2 separate regions of the Mus musculus genome follow, and region 1 is linked to region 2. A link is a contact called in ENCODE POLR2A ChIA-PET data. All regions are on one chromosome and are shown on one strand. The core of a region is the stretch at or near the end of the contact, and the rest is flanking DNA. Distances in the headings are between cores, read along the strand shown. Region 1 holds the start of Atp6v0d1 (ATPase, H+ transporting, lysosomal V0 subunit D1). Region 2 holds the start of Acd (adrenocortical dysplasia).

Region 1 (3,706 bases), core at 226-2,725, 140 kb before region 2:
TGTGGTGACCCCCAACTATAAAAATTATTTTCATTGCTGCTTCACAACTGTAATTTTGCTACTGTTGTTAACCATAAATATTTGTGGTTTTCAATGGTCTTAGGTGACCCTTATGACCGTCAAAGGGATGGTGACCCACAAGTTGGAAACTGTTGCTTTAGATTTATGTGTTAAGAAAGAGGAACTTGGGGGCTGGCGAGATGGCTCAACGGTTAAGAGAACCGATTGCTCTTCTGAAGGTCCTGAGTTCAAATCCCAGCAACTACATGGTGGCTCACAACCATCCGTAAAGAGATCTGATGCCCTCTTCTGGTGTATCTGAAGACAGGTACAGTGTACTTACATATAACAATAAATAAATCTTAAAAAAAAAAAAAAGGAAAAGAAAGAAAGAGGAACTTAGCTTTCTGTCACTCTTGTGTAAGAAACTGGTGCCCTGCCGGGCGTGGTGGTGTGCGCCTTTAATCCCAGCACTTGGCAGGTGAATTTCTGAGTTTGAGGCCAGCTTGGTCTACAGAGTGAGTTCCAAGACAGCCAGGGCTACACAGAGAAACCCTGTCTCGAAAAACCAAGAAAGAAAGAAAGAAACAAACAAACAAACTGGTGCCCCAACAGTGCTGGGGTGGGGTGTGAATGCAGGTTGGGGCCAAATACTTGTACGTGAATTTCTGATTTACAGAGCCACCTCTTGCTTTTCCAAACAGTCTTGAAGACTCTACACAGCCAGCGGTTCAGAGCTGGGAGGAACCTCTCGCTAAACTGGCTTAGCAATTCCCCAGGACGACCCAACCCTCAGACCAACACCACCAAGACACAACGATTCTAAAGCCCTTGGGGGAGGAGAGAAGCCTTTTCCATCTAACTTCCCTAGGCACTGCCACCCAACAGGCCTAGGGTTGGGCCAGGGGGAAGAAGCTTGGAGGCGCACTCGTCGCGCCGGCTAACCAATCCTCGGGGACCCGTCCTTCTAAATTATAGGACTAGCTCGACGAGGTTAGAGGCAACCCGAGCCCAGGTAAACCACTGCGGTTCTTGAAGGCTTGTTTACGTCTGGGCCCCCGCGCAGAGCCGCAGCTAGAGGCAGACTCCTTCCTGACATGCCCACCATCAATCAGCTCGCGGGTTCCCAGAGGCCTCGCGTGCCCTTCCCGGCTCAGGGAGGCCCCCCTCAGACAGCCCGGACCCGCGGCTCACCCTCGAGCGTCTCGCACTGCACCAGGTTGAGGTAGTCCGCCTGGCTGAGCACCCCGGCCTTCAGGCCGCGCACTAATCCCTCCAAGTAGCCATTGTCCACGTTGAAATAGAGCTCCGGGAAGAACGACATGGCTGCGGCGGGGGTGGGAGGCGGCAGGGGAGGCGGGGGGCGGCGGGACCAGAGAGCCCCGATCTGCCCGCACGCAACTAGACTCCCCGGATCAGCTGACGCGGCGGCCGCAGCGGGCTGTCAAGTGCGTCAGGTGACGCACCGCGTCTCACGTGACCGCAGTAGGGCCTGGCTCTTAAATGGCTCCAGTTTCCGGGCACCCTGGCACGCATGCGTTACTCTGGAGTGCCCGACCGGCTATAACTGCCCTCCCGGCGCCTGCGCACTAAGGAAAGGCGGCCCTGGAGCGCCTAGCGGAGAGCAAAGAAAGGTCGATGATGGAAATCGACCGCGTGGTGGTGCTAATACCCTCAGGATGCGAGGTGGGCCCTAAGTTGAGTTTTCCTGGGTTTGGCGCTTCTGTCTGGCTTCATTAGGGCCAGCCGGGTAAAGCTGAGCGGGTGTGCTATTCCTTAGGCTGTCGAGGCTGTCTCCTACCAGACAGAAACCGAGGTCCAAGGAAGAGGAGGGGAGAGTTTCGGAGCCAAATGGTTATCCTCCAACTAGACTTTACACCCGGTAAGCCGCACTGCGCCCGCTTTCCCGGCGTTTGTTGCACTAGTTCTCTAGGACCGGGGTGTGGCCTTCTGATTTCCCCAAGGGGCCTGGTGCCTTAAACTCGCCCATATATGTGGTTCAGATGATGGTGTAGCTTAGACCCCGAGGTTATGGTGTGTGTGGTTCCAGCATGACGACGCCCCGACAACCCTTCGACAGCCACGTTTGAAATAACCACAGCTTTAAGGTTAAACCGTCCCATCCTTTATTCTCATCCCCTGCCTTTGCCCAAACAACATCCATTGGCTAGGTGCGACTACAGAGGTTCGTGGCCGTACCCAGCTTGCGGCAGTAGCAAAAGGCATTGAAGAAGCGGCAGTAGCACGTAGCGCACGGGTCGCAGCAAGGTACCTGCTGTCCCAAGCAGGACTCGTGCAGCCTTACACAGCGACGCGGAGAACGAGACTCGCGGTTCTGTGGATCTAGCACCTGCATTCGTAGGGGAATAAGGTTCAGGAAACTCTCAAACCCCGACCCCAGTAGGGTGGCAGTGGACTGAGGTCAGGGAGGGGCTGCAGTTCTGCCCAGGTTGGGTAATCCGGAAGTGGGGAGAGATGATGGTATCTGATGCGCCCTACCTTCTACTTTATCCCTTTCCCTAATGAGTTACCTCCGCCAAAGCTTCTGCCTTCTGCAGCAGAACTTCTTCTGCTCGGTCTGCAGTTGTCTTCTTGAGGCCATTCAGACTTAGACCTGGGGCAGAAGATGTGAGGGCCACACCCACCATGCACCAAGTACCCACCTCCCTAGGTTGGGATTGGGATTGGGGAAGGAGGTCTAAGCCTGGGCGGGCAGGTCTGTGGCCAGCAATGGTCGTTGCCCCACATATCCCCAACCTGACCATACTCACCTGGGAACTCTGGGAACAGAGCCTGGTCAGGCCTTCTGATGCCCTTCAGTGGAGCCACGCCCATCTGGACCCCCAGTGTGGGAGGCAGTGCCAACAGCAGAACACAACTCAGCAACATTGCAGTCAGCATGGCCTGGCTCAGCAGGAAAACCCCCATTTAGTCTCTCCTCATCCTTAGGGTACCCTACCAGCGCTGAGAGAGATGCTCCCAGAAAGTCCCAATTCCTGTATAGTCTTTGTGCTTACCTTTGCTTGCTGATCTTTGCCTAGGGATGTCCTGGTCTCTTGTGCCCTGAGCTTATATGGCAGTGCCTAATAAAGGGTCCACACGTGACTGCTTCCTGTAGCCAGGGCATGAGGTGCCTCCCTGGAAAATGGAGGCACAATTCAGGCTTTCTCCCTAAGACCTGAACCTTTGGGTGTTCTATTAGAACATCTCCAATTTGGCATGAGACAGCCAGGAACCAATTAAACTTTGGGAACAAGATAGGGTGTCCAGACCCCAAAATTTCCATAAGAGCAGAACCTAGGGATGGGTCATGCTAGAACCATTAGCAATAATAAGGCAGGCGGCCCTCTGATCTTAATTTAATTTCTGTCCCCACAGATGTTCACTTAGTCTCCCTAGGACATGTTGTTTCCTTTGCTTCCAGGAACTTTGTCAAGGGCACCAAAGAGGGTCAGTATCACCATGCAGCAGTGAAGTGAAAAACTAGACCCAAGGTTTCTTTGGAAGAGAGATCAAAAAAATCCCTTATAGCCAAAACCAAACCCACCCTCCTGGCTCTCCCTCCTCTGTGCTTTCCTTAAGACCCCCCCCCCTACACCTATTTCCATCCCCACGCCCCCTTTCTACCTAAGGTTCCTGGAAACCAAGGGAGCAGAAAACACTGTTCCCCCGGTGGGCATACAGCTTCAGAGGACAAAGCTTTCAG
Region 2 (3,557 bases), core at 247-2,746:
TGGGGCCAGCATTTTAGCCGAAGGATTGAAGTTGCAACAAGAAGGAAGGGTAAGTGAGAGATTTCAGTGACTTACTGAGGAACCACAGAGGGAGTTAGGTAGGGTTACCGGGGAAACCCCTACCAGTACCTGCACTGGAAGAAGCAGACTCTGAGAGGTGGTCCCTAGAGAAACAGTGAAGACTTCTCAGGGACAGCTCTGATGCCAATCTACCCAGCTCTGCCACCCGTGACCATACCGCGCACAGCCTCAGGGCCCAACCCCAAACTTACTCAAGACACTCATTGAGTTTTCTCTGCACATCTGAATCCTGATTGCTGGGAGAAAGAGGAGGGTGGTAGGTGATCAGGGTTATTGATGCCCATCCCTCTCACCTGAAGATCTATGCCAAGTGCGCGTGAAGAGACAAAAGGTGGAAGCTTCATTTAACTGTTTTGTTTTGGGGAGAGGAATATGGAGAGATTTAGACTGAAGCCCTCAGGACTTCAGCCATGCGAAGCCTGTAGTCTGCCACTGAGCTACATCCCCTTCCCTTAAAGGGACCACTTACCAACCAGTCACCTGTATCCGGGGCTGCTCCGTGGGCAGCAGGTTAAAGCGATCCACCTGGAGGTAGAACTCCGCAGGCTGGAGGAGTTGGGGAGTGGTGTCTCAGGAGTGGTGACAAAGAGCTAGGTACAGTAACCAACCCGCCCAAGTGAGCCTTACCACTCACCGCATGGTCCTGAGCCACCTGAACGCGGAGCCCGCAGGCCTGCAGTAGCAGGAGCCGGCCCTCGGTCCCGCGGAATCCGAGCTCCTTCTCCTCCCTGCGGCGAGCACAGCCCTCATTGTCCAGAGCACAGGCACAAACCCCCATACGCCTGGGGAATGAGCTTTCCCCACTTCTCCAGTACCCGCCCACTTCAGGTTCAATGCCCCACTAGCCAGCTGGCCTCCCACCTTCCGCTGACAAGTAGCACTTCTCTTACCAGTCGGAGGTGTCGATGGCGTTGCGCGTCACCACGCATCGGACACTGTGGGTTCCGTCTGACACAAGTAACACGGCCCCGGTGTCAGGTGTGTCAGGGGCGGAAGAAGGGCCGGGAGTCTCCGAGTCCTGGAGTACCTAACACAACAGTAGTGGCTAGTGTCAATTCACTCCCGCCTTCTCTACCCGGGTCTCTGGGATCTGAGCGACCTGCTTACCTTGAGCAGCTGCCCGGTTCGTGGACTTGACAGTGTTTCTGAACCTAGGATCAGCTCTCGAATCCAGGGCTGTAGGGCCAGCAACCCTGAATCGGACATTAGCAGGGCGGCACCCTGGGCGACCCCCAGGAAAGGGTCTTCCCGCGAGCACCGCCGCTCCGCCTCTAGCGGGAGAGGAAGCACGTGACCGCCAGGCGGATCCTAAGTTTGAGACTCCGCCCCCCTCGCGGTTCTGCGCCTGCGCAAGCTCTTCCCGGGTCCTGCTGACTGACCTAGCTGCTGGCTGATGACAGTTTATTCTTACCGGGGCATCTCTCTGAGCCCGTGAGCTGTTCCTCAGTACAACTCTAGAGCCGGAAAGGAAAAGGCAAGGACTAGATTGGATGAGAGCGATCCAGGTTAGGAGGCTGCAGCAGAGAATGGGGCCTGAAGCCACTTTGGCTCTGTGTAAGACCTCCAGAATTTTCCTAAAATGTTGCCGTAGTTTCCTTTACAAAATGAAAATGACAGCACGGACAACTTAATAAATGTTTGTTCCCTCATTCTGCCTTCGGATTGGTCGAGTCCTTTTTGGGACGCTCGAACCATAGCGTAATGACGTAAGAACAGAGAAAGCCCTCTCTGCCTCCGTCTCCGTTTCCTAGGAAACGTAGACTCCACGTTTCTCGGTGTCGCGTCCCCCTTGACGTCATGGTTTGGGTGGGAGGGCGGGGCGAGTGCTACCGCCAGGGGCGGGGCGGCTCGGGCCAGCGGGCCGGGCTGTGCACCTGCGCCTCGGCGGGCTGCTGTGGGGCACTGTCCCCCGCCCGCCAGGCCCTGCAATGGCCAGGCCGCAGAGGACTCCGGCGCGCAGTCCCGATAGCATCGTCGAGGTGAAGAGCAAAGTAAGGGCTTCTCTGGTCTCGGCTCTAGCCACTGCGCTAGGGCTCCTAATTCCCTTTCTCTCCCTTATTAGTTCCTTGGCTCTCCATCACCTCTTTCTGTCCTCCATCCTCCGTCCTATTCTGCTTTTCTGTCTGCCTCCCCTCATCGCATCCTCCCTCCCACTACGGACTTCCAGAGTCCCTCTGTGGCCTGGGTATGTGGAGAGCAAGGGAAAGACCTTGGACAGTGTCCCTTGTACTGGAGCTGAGGTTTAAGCCTAAGGCTGCAGCTGTTCCAGCAACCTTTCCCTCTCCTGACAGCCTCAGTGCTGTGGTGAGAAAGGGGCTTGGGATGTCCTGACACTCCGTTCCCTTTCCCTCCCGCCTCCAGTTTGACGCCGAGTTCCGACGCTTTGCACTACCCCGCACTTCGGTGAGAGGCTTTCAGGAGTTCTCGCGATTGCTGTGTGTGGTACACCAGATCCCTGGCCTGGACGTCCTGCTTGGCTATACGGATGCTCACGGTGACTTGCTGCCCCTCACCAACGATGACAGTTTGCACCGGGCCCTGGCCAGCGGGCCCCCACCTCTGCGCCTCTTGGTTCAGAAACGGGGTGAGGATGGGGTACAGTGGGCAGCTTTCTTGGGTTAGGGTGATAGGACAGGTATATCAGGGTAGATCATACCCAGGGCCCCCAGGCTTTATGTTCTGTAGCCTCTGCCCTTGGTCTGACCTCCAAGTAGCAGGAAAACAGTTGACATTGTCCCTATCACAGGCCCAATTGGGAGAAGTCTCTAATCTTAGTCCCCCCCCCTCTCCTGCAGCAGAAGGTGACTCGAGTGGCCTGGCTTTTGCCTCCAACTCTCTACAAAGGCGCAAGAAAGGGCTCCTGCTACGACCAGTGGCACCTCTGCGCACCAGGCCACCCTTGTTAATCAGCTTGCCCCAAGATTTCCGCCAGGTGTCTTCAGTTATAGATGTGGACCTACTACCTGAGACCCACCGACGAGTGAGGCTGCACAAACATGGTTCAGACCGTCCCCTGGGCTTCTACATTCGAGATGGCATGAGTGTTCGCGTGGCTCCCCAGGGCCTGGAGCGGGTTCCAGGTATCTTCATCTCCCGCCTGGTACGTGGGGGCCTGGCTGAGAGTACAGGGCTGCTGGCGGTCAGTGATGAGATCCTTGAGGTCAACGGCATTGAGGTGGCCGGGAAGACCTTGGACCAAGTGACGGACATGATGGTCGCCAACAGCCACAACCTCATCGTCACTGTCAAGCCTGCCAACCAGCGTAATAATGTGGTACGGGGGGCATCTGGGCGTCTGACAGGGCCTTCCTCTGTAGGGCCTGGGCCTACTGATCCTGACAGTGACGATGACAGCAGTGACCTGGTCATTGAGAATCGCCACCCTCCCTGTTCTAATGGGCTGTCTCAGGGGCCCCTGTGCTGGGACCTGCAACCTGGCTGCCTACTTCCTGGTGCTGGCAGCTCTCTGCCCTCCT

The links. ChIA-PET counts read pairs that join two places held with the same protein, here RNA polymerase II (POLR2A).
Region 1: POLR2A ChIA-PET joins it to region 2 with 11 read pairs in Patski. The contact joins the promoter of Atp6v0d1 here to the promoter of Acd in region 2. POLR2A ChIA-PET finds 5 or more read pairs at or near these places in 2 of 5 experiments (Patski and embryonic stem cell).

Annotation. Positions count from the first base shown.
Region 1 is chr8:105,564,589-105,568,294 of GRCm38, forward strand. It overlaps Atp6v0d1 (ATPase, H+ transporting, lysosomal V0 subunit D1), which reads right to left and starts at 1,476. Exons shown (of 8, transcript NM_013477.4): 1 at 1,195-1,476. The coding sequence starts at 1,324. Agrp (agouti related neuropeptide) reads right to left here. Exons shown (of 5, transcript NM_001271806.1): 2 at 3,018-3,138; 3 at 2,772-2,904; 4 at 2,532-2,614; 5 at 2,107-2,350. The coding sequence starts at 2,901. The coding sequence ends at 2,168. Gm38250 (predicted gene, 38250) reads left to right here and starts at 1,592. Exons shown (of 4, transcript NR_168532.1): 1 at 1,592-1,686; 2 at 1,781-1,882.
Region 2 is chr8:105,699,732-105,703,288 of GRCm38, forward strand. Acd (adrenocortical dysplasia) reads right to left here and starts at 1,497. Exons shown (of 11, transcript NM_001012638.2): 1 at 1,189-1,497; 2 at 972-1,108; 3 at 716-809; 4 at 551-627; 5 at 273-317; 6 at 130-164. The coding sequence starts at 1,287. Pard6a (par-6 family cell polarity regulator alpha) reads left to right here and starts at 1,916. Exons shown (of 3, transcript NM_019695.3): 1 at 1,916-2,072; 2 at 2,443-2,665; 3 at 2,877-3,557. The coding sequence starts at 2,010.